Regions from separate parts of the Homo sapiens genome. Here region 2 is linked to region 1. Evidence: read pairs that join two places in POLR2A ChIA-PET (ENCODE). Cell type or tissue: OCI-LY7. All regions are shown on one strand. Links, peaks and the distances in the headings refer to the core of each region. The heading gives the core; the rest is flanking DNA. Region 1 overlaps TMEM131L (transmembrane 131 like). Region 2 overlaps ARFIP1 (ARF interacting protein 1).

The links. ChIA-PET counts read pairs that join two places held together with the same protein. Peaks named below come from ENCODE experiments on the same cell type or tissue, not always from the same donor. Only the 100,000 strongest peaks of a DNase experiment are listed, where the experiment ranks them.
Region 2: POLR2A ChIA-PET joins it to region 1 with 5 read pairs; 2 of 35 experiments call an interaction of 5 or more read pairs at or near these places.

Annotation. Positions count from the first base shown.
Region 1 is chr4:153,468,265-153,478,887 of GRCh38, reverse strand. TMEM131L (transmembrane 131 like) reads right to left here. Exons shown (of 35, transcript NM_001131007.2): 3 at 5,000-5,043. Among named protein-coding and RNA genes, the nearest start is that of TMEM131L, 7.2 kb to the right of the region's middle. RefSeq lists enhancers at 2,787-2,926, 5,729-5,818, 8,585-9,085, 9,086-9,586. In OCI-LY7, for the core only: no CTCF peak of the experiment used is centred there; DNase peaks (open chromatin) are centred at 5,586, 5,974 and 7,017; H3K4me3 peaks cover 4,425 bases; H3K27ac peaks cover 4,526 bases.
Region 2 is chr4:152,806,990-152,817,612 of GRCh38, reverse strand. The region is part of intron 1 of ARFIP1 (ARF interacting protein 1); the gene reads right to left. Among named protein-coding and RNA genes, the nearest start is that of ARFIP1, 32 kb to the right of the region's middle. RefSeq lists an enhancer at 8,442-9,123. In OCI-LY7, for the core only: no CTCF peak of the experiment used is centred there; no DNase peak of the experiment used is centred there.

The DNA of each region.
Region 1 (10,623 bases), core at 3,923-8,922:
CACCTGACCTTCATTAAGCTGGTATCGTGGGGTAGTTATTAAAATTAAAATCATAATAAAATTTGAAAAATGTGTAAACAAATGTTAATAACTTCATAAATAAGATTAAGGATAAATGACATTAAAACAGCAGGGCAAACCTAATATTGGATTATAACCCAAAGTATAAATATCCATGAGCTCACAAGATATAAATAAATGAGAACCGACAAATCTCCCATACAGAATTTCATATAATTTGTGTCGGTGAAGCTCAACTTCACTTAATGACTTGCCTCCAAAAAGAACATTAGGGAAAAACTAGTGAAATGTGAATAAAGTGTGGAGTTTAGCTCACAGTAAGATACTAATGTTGGTTTCTCAGTGACAAATGTACCACAGTAATATAAGACATTAACATTAGGGTTCACTGGGTGAGGGGTATACAGGACGTCTCTGTACTATCTTTGTAATTTTTCTATAAATTTAAATCTACTCTAAAGCAAAAGTTTTCTTTTCAAAGTAGCAAGAAATAAGGTGGGTTTTGGGGAAGTTACAAAATTAAGAAGGTAGAAGGTAAATGAATAGTAAGTACGTAGGTGACTAATTTACCAATCACAGAACATTACACTTACAGAGCTAATTCTTGGAGACAGCTTCAGAATCTGCATTTTCAAAAAATGGACACAAAGGTTTTTAAAAGCAGCATCCCACCCACATCATGATCATTTCTTTACACATGAGGAACAGACCTCAACCCAAAAAAAGCCAAAAGAAACAAAGAGGTTTGCAAGTCAAGTTTTTAAAAAGTAGAGATAAAATAGCAAAATACTGGAATATTTAATATCAGGAAGATAAAACATATAAATTAAGGTTGATCAGACTGTGAACTATGATGTACTGAGTTTTAAAATGAATCCAGGCAGGGATAGGAGATTGGAGGTTGATGGCTAAAGGGTAAGGCACTTCTTTCGGGAAGACAAAATGTTCTTCTAAAATTTATTGTAGTAACAGTTATACAACTCTGAATATGCTGAAAACCAACTGTGCACTTTAAATGGGTGAATTATATGCTACGTGAACAACATCTCAATCAAGCTATTACCAAAAAATAAATAAAGCCAGTAGGTGATAAAAGAAAATGCAATAGAAAATAGAATACATTGCAGGCAACAAGAGTGAGTACTATTTTCTGAAACTTTAATTCATTTTTATAAATAAAAAAGCACATAGATTATACACATGTATATATTCATACATCCATGTATATGCTTGCAAGTACACAGGCATGATGTAAAATTTTTTTTTTATATAAGTCATCGTCAAAAAGGACACTGTTCTCCCTCATTCCCACATCTTTCATTCTGATAATCTGATGCTATGTGAAAAGACCAATAAGGACAAAATCTACGAATATCTTAAAGTTTGATTTTTGAAAAAACTGGCAAAAAGAAACTAGTGCTGAATAATAAGAATGAAGAGAACTGCATCTACAAAAGAAAACAAATACAAAGGCACGTGCAACACAGCTCTCTATGGGCTGCACACACCCACACCTGGGTCTGCAGCCCTGGCCTCCGAGCTCCAGAGTGGTATCAACTCTACCTGCCATCTCCCTGTAGACGTGTCATATCAAGTCTGAGATTCCCAGGAGGCAGCCGAACACAGTTCCTGATTCCCTCCCACTAAATCCTTTCCCAGCACAGTCATCACCATCTCTCCAGACATTTAAGCCAAAATCTAGATGCTCTCTCTCCATGATTTCTCTTTCCCTCACACTCCACAACAAATTCAACAAGTAAAGGATCTGTCCCGCCTCAAGAATGTATCTCAAAATGTTCCATTTCCCTCCATCCACTTTCAACCCCCTACCCTGATATCAACATTCCTCAATTTTTCTTGCTCCCACACACCCAAAAAGGATGTTTAAGTTGTGTCACATTTACAATTGTGGGCGTTTACCAGCTGTAAAAATGTAATCTCTGCCACACTGTACGTACTGGCATTTTTAATAAAACTCACAATCCCTTTTTAAAATAAATTCAATGGAATCTAAATACCACTGAAATGATATCTACCATTATCCATTTTTTTAAATACAAAAATAAACTTCATGGCTGGATATTTTATGTTGTTCCTTTTCCTCCATGAACTCATTTCTATTCCACGTCACCCAAGGAATTTTTGGTTTTGTTTTGTTTTTGTTTTTGTTTTTTTTGAGATGGAATCTGTCTCCCAGGCTGGAGTGCAGTGGTGCGATCTCAGCTCACTGCAAGCTCCGCCTCCCGGGTTCATGCCATTCTCCTGCCTCAGCCTCCCGAGTAGCTGGGACTACAGGCGCCCACCACCACACCTGGCTAATTTTTTGTGTATTTAGTAGAGAGGGGGTTTCACTGTGTTATCCAGGATGGTCTTGATCACCTGACCTCGTGATCCGCCTGCCTCAGCTTCCCAAAGTGCTGTGATTACAGGCGTCAGCCACTGCGCCTGGCCCTACCCAAGGAATTTTAACTGAATACATAGTTATGTTCAAAGCCTTCTGCTACAAGACTATAAATATAAATTGAAATTTCAGGTTTTTAAAACATTTTTCCTATGACCATAGGTCTAAATATTAATTTTTTTCCTTCTGAATTAAGTTATCAATTCAGGCCAGGCGTGGTGGCTCATGCCTGTAATACCAGCACTCTGAGAGGCTGAGGCCGGCGGATAACCTGAGGTTAGGAGTTCAAGACCAGCCTGGCCAACATGGTGAAACCTCATCTCTACTAAAAATACAAAAATTAGCCGGGCGTGATTGTGTGCACCTGCCATCCCAGCTACTCAGGAAGCTGAGGCAGGAGAATCACTTGAACCCAGGAGGGGGAGGTTGCAGTAGGCCGAGATCACACCACTGCACTCCAGCCTGGGCAACAGAGTGAGACACTGTTTCCAAAAACAAAAAAAGTTATCAATACAATTTGTATTAGTACAGTCGAATCCCTGAGAGATTGGTTCCAGGACGTCTCAAGAATATCAAATTCTGAAGATGCTCAAGTCCCTGATATAAAATGGTATATAGTATTTGCATATAACCTATGCACATCCTCCTGTATACTTTAAATCATCTCTAGGTTACTAATAATACCTAATACAATGTGAATGCTATGTAAATAGTTTTTATACTGTATTAAGGAATAATGACAAGAAAAAGTCTGTACATATTCAGTACAGATACTTTTTTTTTCTGTATTTTCGATCCACAGTTTGTTGAATCCACGAATGCAGAAGTCACAGATACAGAGGGCCGACTGCATACAATTGATCAAACCAACAAGTTTTACAAATTTTGATAGGTAATTAAACACAGAAAGTAAAATCTTATTGAAAATGCATCCTTTAATGAGATGAACAGAGCTATTTTCCCCCCAACTGGTTGATGTGAACATTACCCACTACTAGAATGAGACAGGTTTTTTATCAACTTAATCCTTTCCTTTTTAACTTTTTTAAATGTAAGTACTGAAAAAGCTTGTAAGTACTGAAACAGCTTTATTACAGCACTATCCGTATATTCTCTAAACTACCTCAGTGTTTCATCTAAAAATCACACAGTGAGCCATCATTAAAAGTAACTTGAATGATCTATCAGTTGTCAAATTCATTGGGTCCTCCTTCAATTTTACTAAAAGGAACGATCTGAAAACCACCAAAGTTACTAAAGAATTTGTCATCCAATCAGAGTGGATCACTTTTTCCTAACAAACACCAATATTTCAAATTGCCTCTTTGCCCAAGATGAAGCCAACAGCAGGATTGGGGCTGGGTGGAAGATACAGCTTTCTTTTGTAACGTGGAGAAAAGAGATTGTGAAAGCAGAGGTGGAAAATGGTAACTTACAACTCAGATCAGCTTTAGGAGATACCTACACCCTGGGGGTCTGGAAGCGTAGTCCTTGCAAGTTATCCTCCCACTTATACACCACTTAGAGTGTCTTCGTGTACCTCTAAGGGACCCAGTTTGACAAGTGACCAAGACTGCCCCATGGTATTCTCTTAAAAATGGAATTCACAGGACCGAGTGCGGTGGCTCATGTCTGTAATCCCAGCACTATGGGAGGCGAAGTCGGGCGGATCACTTGAGGTCAGGAGTTTGAGACCAGCCTGGCTAGCATGGAGAAACCCTGTCTCTACTAAAAATACAAAAATTAGCCAGGCATGTTGACACACGCCTGTAATCCCAGCTACTTGAGAGGCTGAGGCAGGAGAATTGCTTGAACCCAGGAGGCGGAGGTTGCAGTGAACCAGGATCATACCACTGTATTCCAGTCCCCTGGTTAAAATTCTTTAACAATTCACACCACACTTAAAAACAAAACTCAAATTCCTTACTGCGACTTCTAAAGGACTACATACCTTATCTCACCATCCTACAAACCACACTGGCCTTCTCCAAGTTCCTGGATTGCCGGCAGGGCTTCCAGCCTTAGGGCCTTTGCACCTCCATTCCCTCTGACCAAAGCACTGTTCCCGCTGCTGTGTGGCTGCTCCTGTTTCCTCCAGGCTTCAGCTGGAATGTCACCTCCCAAAAGGAGCCCATCCACCTCATTATTCTCTACTACAGGAAACTAATTCTTGATAGCTCTTGTCATAAGCATAATTATTTTACTTACAGTAAAGTCTTACTTGCCCACTACACGAAACAGAGGTCTTGTTTGTGTTTCATGTTCAGCACCCAGCACGGTGCCTGGCACTCAATAGATGTTTATAAACAAGAGGGAGGGCACAAGCACATCATGGAAAAAGTGAAATTGGTGAGTGGCGAAGGAGGGGCTATTTCTAACAGCTTTCTAAACAACCTTATTTTAAAACAAAATCGTATTAATGTATTAGAAGGTATAGATACGACAAATGCCAAAGAGAAAGGTGTATTACAGATACTACTAAATACATAAACATGGACATATACTGAGACTTCAGAGAGCACCCAAAGTGGGCAGGGACATTCAGCATGCAGGTTTCCACCCCCATTTTTTCCTTACCTCTGTTCTTGAGAAGGCTCCTCCAGACCCTCTTCAGAATCACCCTATTGAAAAAGAACATGTGTTAACCGTTGTTTCTGTTTGTTCGTTTGTTTTTGAGACAGAGTCTCGCTCTGTCACCCAGGCTGGAGTACAATGGCAGGGTCTCGGCTCACTGCAACCTCCGCCTCCTGGGTTCAAGCAATTCTCCTGCCTCAGCCTCCCAAGTAGCTGGGACTATAGGCACATGCCACCACACCTGGCTAATTTTTGTATTTTTAGTAGAAACAGGGTTTCACTGTGTTGGCCAGGCTGTTCTCAAACTCCTGACCTTGTGATCCACCCGCCTCGGCCTCCCAAAGTGCTGGGATTACAGGCGTGAGCCACTGTGCCCGGCCACCCCTGGGCAAATCTTATAGTCATCTTGCACTGCTCTCCTCCCTTCACCTCCTACCAGAAAGACCTACCCACTCACGGGAAACCCAGTTCCTACCTGTCCTTTCTTCCAACACAGCAGCCCACACCATCAGTAGCCCCGGCTGTATTAGAAGACAAACGCAGCTTTCTTCTCTGCCTGCAGACTGCTGCCTGCAACCATCCGGTGCACCATCGCACTCTGTGCAGCAAAGACCAGTCTCCTCATATCATTCACTCCTTATCACCCTTATCACACAGTAAGGACCCAGCACTCAATGTCATCACTTCAGTCCCTGCTCAAGAACCTACTATGGCTCCCTCCAACTGGTCAGATGCACACCAAGCTCTTCAACAGCATACAGCACTGTCCCACACAGGCCCTGACACACCCAGCCCTACCCCTACAACCACATTGCGGCAAGCACCTGGGCTCCAATTTAAAATGTCCGAGGGAAAATGCTGAACTTAACTGTCTACCAGGCGAGGCTCTGGGCTAGGCCCCAGGCACACACTTGCTGCTGCAGATCTCTAAGGCCTCCCTTGTCCCTAAGCCTTAGCTGACCTCTCCAAAGCAGGGTGCCTCTTCTCTCAGTTCCTATATTTCAGCACTTGACTGTGGTCCCAGGGTATTACCAGTCTGATCTTGCCAACCACAAAGGGCAGGGACAAAAGCATGTAATTCCCCCACTGCCTCTTGGGAAGTGCCTCAGGGCCTTTGCACTGGCTGTTCTCTCTCACCACTTTCAAAGATTGGCTCAAATATTGCCCTTTCAGAGTGGTACACTTTGACCTCTTAAAACCGCAACTCACATCACCACCCCACATTGCCACCACACAACATGTATGCCCTTCGAACAGACTAAATAAATTTATTCTCTGTCTTGTTTACTGTCTATCTCTCTGCTTCCATTTAGACTGCAAGCATCACAAGGGCAGGTGTTTTTTGTTTTTTTTTGTCTACTGTAATATCCCTGACACCTAAAGCACTGCTTGGCCTGCAGTATGTGCTCAATAAAACATCTGCAGAGCTGAGTACAAGCCAGCTGTTTCTTAACTACATGTGGATATGACTATTATGGGAACTTCACTAAGCAACTTTTTCTAAATCAAAATAGAACATGACATGCTTTCCCCTCAGACACAGAAACTTTACCACCATAATAGTGCTTTTCTGGTCAAACTGTACTGAAACTCACACAACATACGTAATGGCTAAAAACTTGGGCTCTATAGTTAAACACTTACTCTCCTAGGACTGTCACTTTCTTATTACCTTGAGCCAAGTAATTTCGCTGTTCTGTGCCTCAATTTCATCATCTGTAAACTTCATAGTGTTTAGTGTGTTAATGAGTTAATACTCATAAAGCATTTAAATGATGCCAGAAGTGCCCAACCCATGTTAGTTATTTTTTTTTAATGTTGATGGAAGTTGATTAAACCAAAAATAAATCTCTATGACAAAAAGATTACCAAATACTGGTCAATGATTCACTGGAGCAAGATGCTATTACATAACACAGTACCTGTGATAACAAAAACTCTGTGTATCATTTCCTGTTTCACTTTCTACCAATTTCCGTTATCTACACCCTCTGACTTAAGATGCGGGAAAATAAACTTGATATTTTTAAAGGCAGATTCTTTCTTATTCATCACTGTATCTCTGGAGACCTAACTGGGCCCGCCCCAAAGGTCCATCTTTGCTAAATGAACAAGTAACGGCAGTGGAGCACTGAGCCTGCCCAGCCCTGCCTAGCACCAACATGATTCTGTATCAGGTAACGGCTGCTCCTACTCAGCACCTGTCCCTGGTTCCCAAACCTGCTAACCAAGGGGCATCAGGAGTGAGCCTTCTCTTCTCAAAGAAGTCTGGATGGATTGAAAGAACAGATTCTAGACTGCCCTTCTTGCAGCTAGAACTGATTTTTAAAAATGTGATTGTCAAACAATACTAGGAAATAACCATTTAAGGCATTCCACCTGTTACCTGCAGACTTAGCCAACCTCATAAATAGGGGAACTCGGCAAGACACTGACAACTGCCTCTCCCGCACTAGGACGACTTCATGGGCAGTACTGAATGTCTACTGTATGCAGGACACTGTGGCCACAGCAGGGCACCAACCCTTAGCAGCCCAGCCCCTCAAAGGAGAACCCAGTTAAGGCAACAAGACATGCACAAGACAAAGGAGAAAAACGAAGACATGGGCCGGGCACGGTGACTCACACCTGTAATCTCAGCACTTTGGGAGGCTGAGGCAGGCAGATCACAAGGTCAGGAGTTCAAGATCAGCCTGACCAACATAGTGAAACCCAGTCTCTACTAAAAACACAAAAATTAGCCGGGCATGGTGGCGCATGCCTGTAATCCCAGCTACTCAGGAGGCTCAGGCAGGAGAAGCACTTGAACCCAGGAGGCGGAGGTTGCAGTGAGCCGAAATTACATCATTGCACTCCAGCCTAGGCGACAAGAGCAACACTCAGTCTCAAAAAAAAAAAAGAAAACAAACAAAAAAAACCGAAGGCACTACAAGAAACTCAAAGAGGGAGAAACGATGACAATGCCACTGCAGGGCAGGAGTCAGGAAGGACAGGCCCTGAATGACCAGCGGGGCTGTTGCATTCATTAATTCAACAGATACGTGTTGGACATGCTTGGCCAAGGGTGGGGCTGGAGTGGGCGTACCACAGGACTGACACGGAAGGCCCTGCAGGACAGAGCAGGTCAGGTGGACATCACCTATGCGTGGATCACATGGAATCGCAGTTTCTGACTTTGAAGGCAAAGTAAGAAGGTACACAAAGCCGTATCCTGCACACACCCAATTACTTCTTGAAAATAAGCTAATGAAACACCTGTTTGGTTTCCACACCATCACCACTTTGCATTCAGTGTGTTCAAGTACAGTCAGAGCAGAGGAAAATTTCTGTAAATGTAAGAATAAAATCATATATATTTTTCCTCCTTCCTCTCATGATCACCATGGATATACAGTTTGTATGTTCCTACACCAAATGATTTTATGACATGAGAGTATATAACAAAAAGATATGACTAGTACAACTTTACAATCATAGAGCACACAATAGTGCTGAGTTATCTGTACTATTCAGACCTTTCAAAACAAGAAAGCCGTTCATGCTCTCCAATGCCCAAGTCTACCAGTCAGCTCAGGGACCACTAAAATATTAGGTAAGCTACAGTAGGTGCTCACTAAGTTCCAGGCACTTAATCTTCTCAAAGTCTTCTGAAACCAGCACCATAATTCCCCAGACTTTGCAGATGAGAAAACAGGACAAACAGGTGAATTTATGGAGCTAAAAAGGGATAGGGCTGAGATTCAAACCCAGGAGACCTGGCCAGAGGTTCTGACAGTTTACAACAATTTAGTTGTCATATATGGTTTTACTAATAGTAAGTTAGTCTTGATCACTTAGAGACCTGTCATTAAAAAAAAAAAAAGACTTAATCAACAGGAGACATCTCCAAAATAAATAACTATACAAACAGTGTTGGCAAATATGTTACTGGTTTTTTTGTTTGTTTGTTTGTTTGTTTGTTTTTTGAGACAAAGTTTTGCTCTTGTTGCCCAGGCTGGAGTGCTTCAGCGCGATCTCAGCTCACTGTAACCTCCGCCTCCCAGGTTCAAGCAATTCTCCTGCCTCAGCCTCCCGAGCAGCTGGGATTACAGGCCTGCACCACCACGCCCGGCTAATTTTGCATTTTTAGTAGAGACAGAGTTTGTCCATGTTGGTCAGACTGGTCTCAAACTCCTGACCTCAGGTGATCCACCCCTCTCAGCCTTCCAAAGTGCTGGGATTACAGACGTGAGCCACCAGCCTGGCCAGTATTTTATTTAATGCCACATCCTCTAAAGTTCCTATTTCATCTACTACTGACAAATCTTAGCCTCTGAAGCCATCTTTCAGTCTTCCTGCATGAAAGAAACCCAATGTACTGGTTAATTAAGCAGAAAACCCTCAAATTTAAATTAACACCTATAAATATTCTCTTTTCAACAGACTCCGTTTGACACATATGAGGGAATTTTTGCTGAAAAAATTCAAAATACTTTGAAAATAATTCACTTAAAATAACTTTCTTCAAAACTCTCTGTAGCTTATGAGATATATATACACACACATACACACGTGTGTGTGTGTGTGTGTGTGTGTGTCTCCCTTACCCTTGGGCCCAGGTATAAGCAGGGCAAGATAGTTTCTAAAAGGTATACGTAGAGATATGGATGAAGTATTTAGAAAATTATTTTGAAAACCAGTTTCACTTTCATTATAGCTTTGATTAAAATAGCTTAGCTATAAATCCCTCTATACTGAATATCCCAGACAGCTTCTGAATTCTGACATCTATTATCAAAACAAATTGTATTATACAAATAAACCAGAAATTAAGAATTGTATAAAATAACTTTTGAGCCCATAAATCAAATAATCATTTAGGCCTTGACATTTCCATCTCTGAGCACACCTACTAAATCTTCAACTAACGCTCTAACAAATGAGAGTATATACTACTAGACTCAATCACCTATAATTTACTTTCCTTTTAGTCTGGGTTGGCTTCCAACACTAGCCAGTAAGAGATAGAAACTATAATTGAGCAAAAATGCAAATACATATACATAGATATACACCAGTGCTTCTCAACCAGGGCAGTTTTGCTCCCCAGGGACATCTAGCAATGTCTGGAAACATTTTTAGTTGTCAAAATCAGGAGGGGGTGGGGGAGAGGGGGAAGCAGCAGTGAGTGCCACTGGCATCTAGTGGGTAGAGGCAAGGGATGCTAACTGCTCAACATCTCACAGTGCACAGGACAGCCCCCACAACAAAGAACTCTGTAGCCCAAAATGTCACCAGTGCCACTGTTGAACAACTCTGATATACAAAAACATAATTTTTTTAAAATAAATACATCGCGTTAAATGTCGTTCTTGCAGTAGGAATACGACGGATTTCTATTTTGTTCTTTTTATATTTCTGTATCTTCCAAACCTTCAAAAACACATGTATATTATTTAAAATCGGGGAAAAAATCCATTTGGGAATAAATTTTTAGGAGAAGGAAAAACTATCTGCTCCTCATCCTGATGGGGCCCTTTCTCAAAAGACCTGTCTCATTCAGGCTGCTGGCCTTCAAGGAGGGTCCAGGAAAATTCTCCTCTAAAATCACCTCTCTGCCTTGAAGCTGTTATTCATTAGCCCTGATC
Region 2 (10,623 bases), core at 3,523-8,522, 660 kb after region 1:
TAGTCCAATTTGTCTATTTTTACTTTTGTTGCTTGTGCTTTGGTTTCATAACCAGGAAATCCTTGCCAAATCAGATGTCAGAAAACATTTCCTGTTTTCTCCTAAGACTTTTATAGTCTTAGGTCTACATTTAGGTCTTTGATTCATTCTGAGTTAATTTTTGTATATGGTGTGAGGTAAGAGTCCAACATCATTCTTTTGCATGTGGATATCCAGTTTTTCCAGCATGATTTGTTAAAGAGACTATCCTGTCTCCATTTAATGGTCTTGGCATTTTTGAAATACCTATTTTCCTTCCTGTCACTGCATTCTCACACTACATCTAGATTATTTGTGGCTACTGGAGTTAAGTTTCTGTTCCTTGCAAATAAGAGATATACACACACTAGTATTTGGACTCTAATTAGGAAGACTAAGATCCAGCTCTCTAAATAATCACTACCTTTTCAAATTACGCTATTATGTTCTACTTCATTCCTCCTAAAAACAGCTGGTGATTCAACAGGTATTTACTATATACCTACTATTGTGGGCAATGTGCATGAGATAAAACAGAAATATAAATCAGTTTTCAGCCTTCTAGAAACTTAAAGTGTTTTTGGCAGATAAAAAATTATAATCAGTGTTGTGAGCATGAAGAGGGAAACAATGTTGTGAGCAATAAGATGAAAAACTTAACAGAGGTAACATTTAAGCTAAATCTTGTACGATAACAGATTACGAATATAGTAAAGGAAAGATCCTCAATAGGAGGAATAAGAAGGAGAGTGGAAAAAGAGTCATATATTCTAGAAACTGCAAGTAAAGCAACTTGGCTAGAATGGTGATTGCTCACTCACACATTCATCAGTCCAACTAATTTATCAAACTCTATAATGTGCTAGGTACAATTTCAGACATACAGTATATTTTGTGATGTTTTGTGAAGAACAAAACGGACAAAGCCCCCTGCTCTCATAGAGCTTACATTCTAGTTGGGAAAAACAAACAAATATACATGTCATATAGTCATAAATGTTCATGGTCATGTATGTGTATATGTGTTCACACTTGTGCTGTTTTAGATATGGTGGTCAGGGAAAACCTCAGAAAAGGTATATTTTTGTGAGACCTGAATAAAGTGAGGGAGTAAGTCATAAAGACAGCTACAACACTGCAGGCAGAGAGAACAGTAAGTACAAGTATCAGGAGGTGGTATCATGCTCAGCTTTTCAAGGAATGGCAAGAAGGCCAGGTGGTTTGAGGGAAGACAGCAAGGGGGAGAAAAGGAGGAAATGGCAGAGAGATGGCCAGTGGCAAGAACGTGTGTGACTTCAAAAATTATCACGAGAACTCTGGATTTTATTCTGAGTAAGATGAAAATCTAGCTGAGAGTTTTGAACAGTGGGGTAAAACAATCTGACTCAGGTTTTTAAAGTACTGTTGTTTTGCTACTGTGTTGGAATTAAACAATAATCATGCACAGGCAGAAGGAGAACAATTAGGAGCCTACTGGAATAGTCTAGGCAAGAGATGATAGTAGCTTGGAGTAGGGGAACAGTAGCTGAGGATGTAAAGAAGTGGTCAGATGGCCGGGCGCGGTGGCTCACGCCTGTAATCCCAGCACTTTGGGAGGCTGAGGCGGGCGGAACACGAGGTCAGGAGATCGAGACCATCCCGGCTAAAACGGTGAAACCCCGTCTCTACTAAAAATACAAAAAATTAGCCGGGCGTAGTGGCGGGCGCCTGTAGTCCCAGCTACTTGGGAGGCTGAGGCAGGAGAATGGCGTGAACCCGGGAGGCGGAGCTTGCAGTGAGCCGAGATCCCTCCACTGCACTCCAGCCTGGGCGACAGAGCGAGACTCCGTCTCAAAAAAAAAAAAAAAAAAAAAAAAGAAGTGGTCAGATTACAGGTATATTCTGAAGGTAAAGACAACACGAATTCCTTACAGACAGATGTGAGATAAGGAAAAATGAGAAGTCAGGGATAACTCTCAAGAGTTTTGGCTGAATAGCTGGAAAGATGGAATTGCCATTGGACAAGATTGGGGGAAGAGCACAATGTAAGGGAAATATCAAGAATTTAGTTTAGGACATATCAAAGTTTACAAGCCTATTATATGCAAGCAAAGAAGGTAAGTAGGTTACTGGATTTATGAGCCTGAGGTCCAGACAAAAGCTTGAAGCTGGGAATAAGAAATTTAGAAGACATCAGTGTGTAAATGCACTTAAATCTCTGACTGGATGAGATCACCTAGAACAGGAGTCAACAACTTTTTTCTATGAAGGGTCATACAGTAAATATCTAAAGCTCTGTGGGCCATAAGGTCTCTGTTGCAACTACTCAATTTTGCTGTTGCAATCCCAAAGCAGCCACTGACAGTATGCAAATGAATGAGCATGGATTTGGCCTGACTCCTGCCCTAGAAAGTCTGTAGAGATTAAAAAAAAAGAAGCAGAAGAATCTAAAAACTACACTCTGGGATATCCCAAAATCTGAGATACAGGGAAATGAAGAGGCACTAGCAGAAAAAACTCATAAAGAATGGCATGTAAGGTAGAAGGAGAAACATAACAGGGGGCTTCTGAGGACAGGTAAAAAGAACACAGGTTCCTGCTTCTGAGACTGATGACAAAGACCCTACTGAACCTCCCCACACCTGCAAGAATGCAACTACAAAACTGAACACAATTTAAAAAGAAATCCCCTGAAAGTATCAGAAAGTAAACAGAAACTCTGGTGGGGAGGTCGTGCTCACTTGCAGAATGGAAACAGGGATCTATGCAAGTAACTTTCCGTCTCCTAGGCTTTTAGCTTTGAGCTAAGTGCTATCCATGCTGTGCATCCAGCAGTGGCCAGGGTACCCAGGGGGAAAGTTGTAGTCTTACTTTTGCTTATTCTTTTACCTTTACCTTACCTTATCTTACCTTATTTATTTTTTGAGACAGGGTCCCAGTCTGTTGCCCTTGGCTAGCAGTGCAATAGGGTGATCATGAATCACTGCAGCCTTGACTGTTCAAGCTCAGGCAATCCTCCACCTCAGTGTGCCACCATGCCTGGCTAATTTTTTGTTTTTTAATTTTTTGTAGAGACCAGGGTGTTATTATGTTGCCCAGGCTGGTCTCAAACTCCTAGATTCAAATGATCCTCCCACCTCAGCCTTCCAAAGTGCTGAGATTACAGGCATGAACCAATGCACCTGAGCTGAAACATTTTTAAAGTGATGAAAGACAGAAACTGGCTAGGAGTGGTGGCTCATATCTATAATCCCAGCACTTTGGTAGGCTGAGATGGGTGGATGGCTTGAGCCCAGGAGTTCAAGTCCAGCCTGGGCAATACGACAAAACCCCGTCTCTACAAAAAATACAAAAAACATTAGCTAGGCATGGTGGTGCGCACCTGTGGTCTCAGCTATTTGGGATGCTAAGGTGGGAAGATCACCTGAGCCCAGGGAGGTCGAGGCTGCAGTGAGCTATGATCATGTCCCTGCACTCCAGCCTGGGTGACAGAGTGAAACAAAAAAAAAAAAAAAAAAGAAGAAGAAGAAAGAAGACAGAAGAAGAAGAACAAAAGAAAAACTGTCCACCTAGAATTCTATATCGAATAAAGGAGAAATAGATATTTTTGGACAAAACCAAAAGACTTGACTTGCATTACAAGAAATATTAAAGGAAGTTCTTCAGGCTGAAGGGAAATGAAATCAGAGAGAAAGGTGGATTTTCAGAAAAGAAGGAGGAGGAAGTGAAACGGTAAATAACTTGGTAAATACAAAAAATAACCCTATTTTTTCCCTTTTGCCTTTTCCTCTTAATTTATTTATAATCCACATAATTGCTTGAAGAAAATGTTATAAGATTATCTTCTGGGGCTTAATATGTATCAAGATATAATATCTATAATAACAATTATTATCAAAAAACAGGGGAAAGGTAAGGAAAATATGGACCTAAAAGGTTGTAAGATTTCTGTATTTCAAGTGAAGCAGTGCATTATTACTTGTAAGTGGACTACAAAATTTCAGGATATATACTGTACTCCTATGGCAACCACTAAAAGTATAATGCAAAGAAGTACAGCTAAAAAGTAATCAGAAAAATAAAAATGGAATTCAAATAAAAATATTCCAATAATCAACATTAAAAATATTCAGATTATCAAATAATAAATGAAAAGGCAGGAAAAGAGGAGGAGAGGAAAAACGCAGAGTAGAGAAGCATAAAAACAAACAAAAAACTGAAAGGAATAAGAAAGCAAGAGGAGTCTGATCAATTTACAGTCATCCCTTGGTATCTGTGGGGGACTGGTTCCAGGACCCCCCAGCCCACACTCCCCATCCCATGGATACAAAATTCTACCGATGCTCAGGGCCCTTATATAAAATGATGTAATATTTGGATATAACCTATGCATATCCTCCTGTACACTTTAAATCATCACTAGATTATCTGTAATACCTAATTCAATGCAAATGCTATATAAGTAACTGTTACACTGTATTATTTTTTATTGTTTTTCCCCCTCAAATATTTTCAATCCAAGGTTGGCTGAATCCATGGATTAGAACTCATGGACAGGGAGGGCTGACAGTATTTTAAACAGCCTGGTGGGAGGCTAGACTGAAGGAAAGCATCACAGACTGAAGACAGAAAAGCTATTTGAAAGACTATTTTACAATATAGTCAATAAATCATAACAACTGGAATCAAAGTTGTGGGAATGAAAAAAGGTGGATTCAACAGATATTAAGGAAGCAGAAATAAGAGACTTACAGAGTAACTGGATTGTGGAAATGAAAAAGAAGGAGGAATCTAGAATGACCTACCTCTTCTCACTGTCCTCCAATTTATGGCTTGGGCAACTAGAAAGATAAACATGTCACTCACCAAAATAAGGAAAGCAAGAGGTTTATTTGGCTTGGAAAGGCCAGAGATTGAGTCTAGTGTAGACATTCTGAATTTGAGAATGTTTGTGGGGTATCCAAGTCCACCAGTTCATTTGGAATTTCAAAATGCAAGTCTAGAGCTCCAGGCTGAAAACATAAACCTGGAAATCATCACTTTAGGGATGTGGATGGCATTAACTGTTAAGAATGACAAAAGAACTCAAGAGAAGAATCGTGTGGAACATTAAAAGGAAGAGAAGGCCAGACGGGGCGGCTCACACCTACAATCCCAGCACTTTGGGAGGCCAGGAGGGAGAATGGCCTGAGCCCAGGAGTTTGAGACCAGCCTGGGCAACATAGGGAGACCCTGTCTGTACTTTTATTTTTAATTAGCCTGGCTTGGTGGCATGTGCCTGTGGTCCTACCTACTCAGGAGGCTGAGGTGGAAGGATTGCTTAACCCAGGGAGGTCACAGTTGCCGTGAGCCATGATCGTGCCACTGCACTCCCGCCTGGCTGACGCAGCAAGAACTCATCTCAAAACAACAACAACAAAAGGCAGAAGATACTGCAAAAAAGATTCTGGGGGTAAGGGGAGTAAATGGTTCATGATGCAGATACAGCAGAGAAAATTACAGCAATGGAACTATGTATTGTTCCGGGTTTGTGACTTTAAATAAAAAACCGATGTTCTGAAAATCAGAAAGACAATGATAAACCAATACTACTTTATGCCGTAAAGTAGGTAACAAGAATACTCATTTGCCAAAAGATATGCAAACATTGCAACTATTATCTATTCATTTTCTTCCCTACAAAGAATGACCCATTTTGGGGGAACATCATTTACTAACCATTAATTATAGTACTGAAAATTAACAGCCAACATACAAATCGGCAGAATAAGGCCCCAAACCAAAAGCTCCATGTTATCTCCCTGGACAAAAAATATACATGATACCTCACTCATGCTTTAAATTGAAATTGAATTTAAATTCAAATTAGACAACCAAAATAATTATACAAAATGCTTTGGGACATAATTATGTCCTTTAGGAATAAAAACAATCTCTTTTGTTCTAAGGTTGAGGCTATTTAAGGTCCTTCACAATAGGTTCCAATCAACTTTTCGGGCTTCACTTCTTTTAACTTTACTCTTCTAGATATCCTCTATTACTGAATCTACTACTTACCATTTCTGGAACATGAAATGTACTTTGATATCTATGAACATTTGCTGAAATTGTTCACAATGCTCGAAATATTCTTCCAACTTCAATATCTAGTAAGATCCTGCCCATAACTTAAGGCTCAGCTCAAATGATCTCTCTTCTATAAAACTTATTCCAAAGCCTCAGAGATACCACACACTATAATGAGAAGACTAAGGGCTTTGGACTTGGGTTAAAATCCCAGCTGTACAATATAACAGCTGCTTTCTGATCTTCATTACTTAATCTTGTTTTTCTCATCTATAATATTAAGAAACATATCGGATAATACTTGAGGAAATTAAGTAAAGATTTATTCAAAGCACTTATGAAGGGTAGCCGGCACACAGAAGGCATTCATTGAATAAAGAACAATGTCTCCAGAGTGGGTGTGCTAGTAAATGTTTAACAACCAGTTTTCCAAACTGAAAAAAAAAAAAAAAAAAAAAAGGCTTAACCTTAGCATGTGGCTGTTGTCGATTTCCATGTTGCCAATACTTCTACAGTGGCCAATTTCAAGCTTCGAACGTGACCTCACTGAATCCAGAGGCAGGAAAAAGAGACATGCAATAGCACACCATCATACAGTAGAAAGAGATACGCTGCAGCACAACATCATATAGTAGAGATAAGCACAGCACACTATCATACAGTAGAAAGAGATACGCAGCAGCACACTATCATATAGTAGGAAGAGATGTGGAATAGCACACCATCTTTTTTTTTAGACAGAGTCTCGCTCTGTAGCCCAGGCTGGAGTGCGGTGGCGTGATGTTGGCTCACTGCAAGCTCCGCCTCCCAGGTTCATGCCATTCTCCTGCCTCAGCCTCCCAAGTAGCTGGGACTACAGGCACCCGCCACCACGCCCAGCTAATATTTTTTTTTTTTGTATTTTTAGTAGAGATGGGGTTTCACCATGTTAGCCAGGATGGTCTCGATCTCCTGACCTCATGATCCACCCGCCTCAGCCTCCCGAAATACTGCCATTACAGGCGTGAGCCACCATGCCTGGCCAGCACACCATCGTATAGTAGAAAGAGATATACACCAGCACAACATCATATTGTATTTCTACCACGGAAACACCACAGACACAACTTTAAGAGCACAGATAACAGTAAAAGACAGTAACATATTTAGGAACTACTAAGTTTGAGGAGGTATTACTTTTATTTTTAATATATGTATTTAATAATAACTTTACATAATTTTTAAAATAATGGCTGTGTTTAACAGTTGGCTTACAAATTCTTGAAAATTTACCAATCAGCTTTTGCAGGCAGTACAAGCCAGCTTTAGCCACCACTGAATTATTTCCAAGTTAGAAAAGTATTAGGCACACACTCTGTACAGCTGAATCTTTGGAAACAATCTTTAAAAATCCAATATATATGGATGTCACATTCCAATTATGATGTTACTTTTTTGGAGATGATCTAAAGGCATCGTCATGTACCAAACCTGCATACCAACAGAAGGTGAGATTCACTATTATATTCATAAACAAAAAACTGAACATTTTATTCATTTTTTTATTTTACAAAGCAACAATCAAATCATGTGCCTTTTTTAGTGTTGTTCCTTGTTAAGTTCAAGTACATTCTAAATCCACAATCATGTTAAAGGAGAAGATCAAAGCTGAGCAAATACTCTTACATGACCATGACTACTGCTCCAGTGCTAACAGAAAGAGTGCATTTGTAATAGGTGATTTTCTTGAGTTGTATGTAGAATGTACTTTAAAAGCAGAATTAGCATTGTAACATGAAGAGTAATGCAAAATTAAAAATATGAGCATAGAACTTACCTAGAGAGCTAGTATATTGTACAACCAAAAAAGTGAAGGCTGGGAACTAGCTTCTTGAATCCTGTCAATGGGTCAAAGTTGGGGATAAATTAACATGACACATATCTAATAAAGATTTTATAGTTGGTGCTTCATTCCTAAAGGGTACAGCAAGCCCCCTTGAGAAGCAATGGAATATTCCATTTGTACATGCCAACGATTATCAACCCTCTGCATCTCAGAACTACTAGGGGAGCTTTCTGCCTCTCCACGGAGATCATAATTTTAATCTTTTGAAATTAATCAAGAGTTGTTGCATGCATCAGTAGTTCATTCCTTTTGTATTGCTGAGGAATATTTCATTGTATGTATATATCAATTTCTTTAGTCATTAACCTAATGATGGACTTTTTTTAGTTTTGGGCTCTCGTAAGTAAAGCTGCTATGAATACACATCTACAAGTCAGGACCCATATGAATGGCCACTATGCATTTAAAGTAGTTTTAAAAGCTCACCAGGTGATTCTAATGTGCAGCCAAGTAGAACCAGTGCTATAAGCATGCCCTATATAAGAGAGGAAGGTTAATACAGCAAAATTAGCTATACAAATATCTTTTGTATTTACACAAAAACCCAAGAACACCTACTGTTATTTAAGGACCTGTGTTTACATGCTACAACACTTGCCACTTATTTTTTTTTTGAGACGGGTCTTCCTCTGTCGCCCAGGCTGGAATGCAGTGGTGCAATCTTTGCTCACTAAAATCTCCGCCTCCCAGGTTCAAGCCATTCTCCTGCCTCAGCCTCCTGAGGAGCTGGGATTACAGGCACATGCCACCATGTGGTGAAACACCACGGGGTTTCACCATATTGGTCAAGTTGGTCTTGAACTCCCATCCTCAGATGATCTGCATGCCTCGGCCTCCCAAAGTGCTGGGATTACAGGCAAAAGCCACCACGCCCGGCTCCACTTTGTAAAACACACAGAAAACCTTAGCATTGGGAAGGAGCTACAAAGTCATTCAGCTCAACTTGTCATGCAGATTAAAACCACCAGATACCATTATACACCCATTAGAAGGCGGAAACTAGAAAGACTGACAAAACCAAGTAGTAGCCAGTATGTAGAGCAACTAGACTCTTATACATTGCTGGTACAAGTAAAAGTTGGTAAAAATCACTTTGGAAAACTATTTGGCAGTACTATTTGAGTTAAACATACGACTATCCTATAACCCAGCAATTCCACTCCTAGGAAATATACCCAAGAAATATAAATACACATGTCCATTAAAAGGCAAGTACAAGAATATTCATAGCAGCTTTACCTATAATGGCCAAAACCTGGAAACAATCCAAATGTCTATCAAATAAACTGTGGTGGAGTCATACAATGAACTACCACACAGCAATAGAACACAACAAACTACTGCTACAAAAAAAAAAAAAAAAAAAAAAAAAAAAAAAAAATGGAGGCCAGGCGTGGTGGCTCACACCTGTAATCCCAGCACTTTGGGAGGCCAAGGTGGGAAGATCACCTGAGGTCGGGAGTTCAAGACCAGCCTGACCAACATGGAGAAACTCCGTCTCCACTAAAAATACAAAAATAGCCAGGCGTGGTGGCGCATGCCTGTAATCCCATTTACTTGGGAGGCTGAGGCAGGAGAATCACTTGAACCTGGGAGGCGGAGGCTGCAGTGAGCCAAGATCGTGCCACTGCACTCCGGCCTGGGCAACAACAGCGAAACTCTGTCTTAAAAAAAAAAATGGAAAAAACTTCACAGACATAATGTTCAGCAAATGAGACCAGAACCAAAGAGTACATATTACATGATCCAATTCAAAAAGAAAACCAGTAAGTGTTGATGATATAGGCAGAACAGTGGTTATCTTGGGGTGGAATAGTACGGAGTCATGACCGTGGGTAAGCAAAATTTCTTAGACACAAAAAGCAAAAACAAGAAAAGAAAAATACTGATAATCTGGACCTCATTAAAATTAAAAACCTCTTTTCAAAAGACACCATCAAAAAAAAAACAAAAAGGTGAACCACAGACTAGGAGAAAATCAGTTACAATATCTATATGTGACAAATGACTGACAGCAAAGACATATAAATAACTCTTGCAATTCAATAGCAAGAAAACACAAATGAAAAATGGCCAAAACGTAACAGAACACTTCACAAATGAAAGTACAGGAATGGCGAGTAAGTACATTAAAAGATGCTCAACATCATTAGTCATCAAGGAAATGCAAATTAAAACCACAATAAGATGCCACTACATAACCACTATAACGGCTCAAGTAAAGATGACTATAATACCAAATGTGAGTGAAGGGCAACTGGAACTTGCATACATGAATGTAGGAAATGCAAAAAGTACTTCACTTTGGACAACTGTTTAGCAATTTCTTGTAAAGGTAAATATATACTTGACTATATGACTTAGCCATTCTATACAAAAACATTCACCAAAAAGAAATTAAAATAAACGTCCTTACTTGTAGACATGTACTCCTAGCAGCTTTCCTTATAAGAACCCAAAACTAGAAAAAAAAAAAAAGTCCATCACTAGGTTAATGAATAAACAAATTGTGGTATATCCATACAATGAAATATTCCTCAGCAATACAAAAGGAATGAACTACTGATGCATGCAACAACTCTTGATTAATTTCGAAACATGGGTTTAACACCAAACTGGGCAACATAGCGAGATGCTCTCTAAAAATAATTTTTTTTATTAGCCTGCTGTGGTGG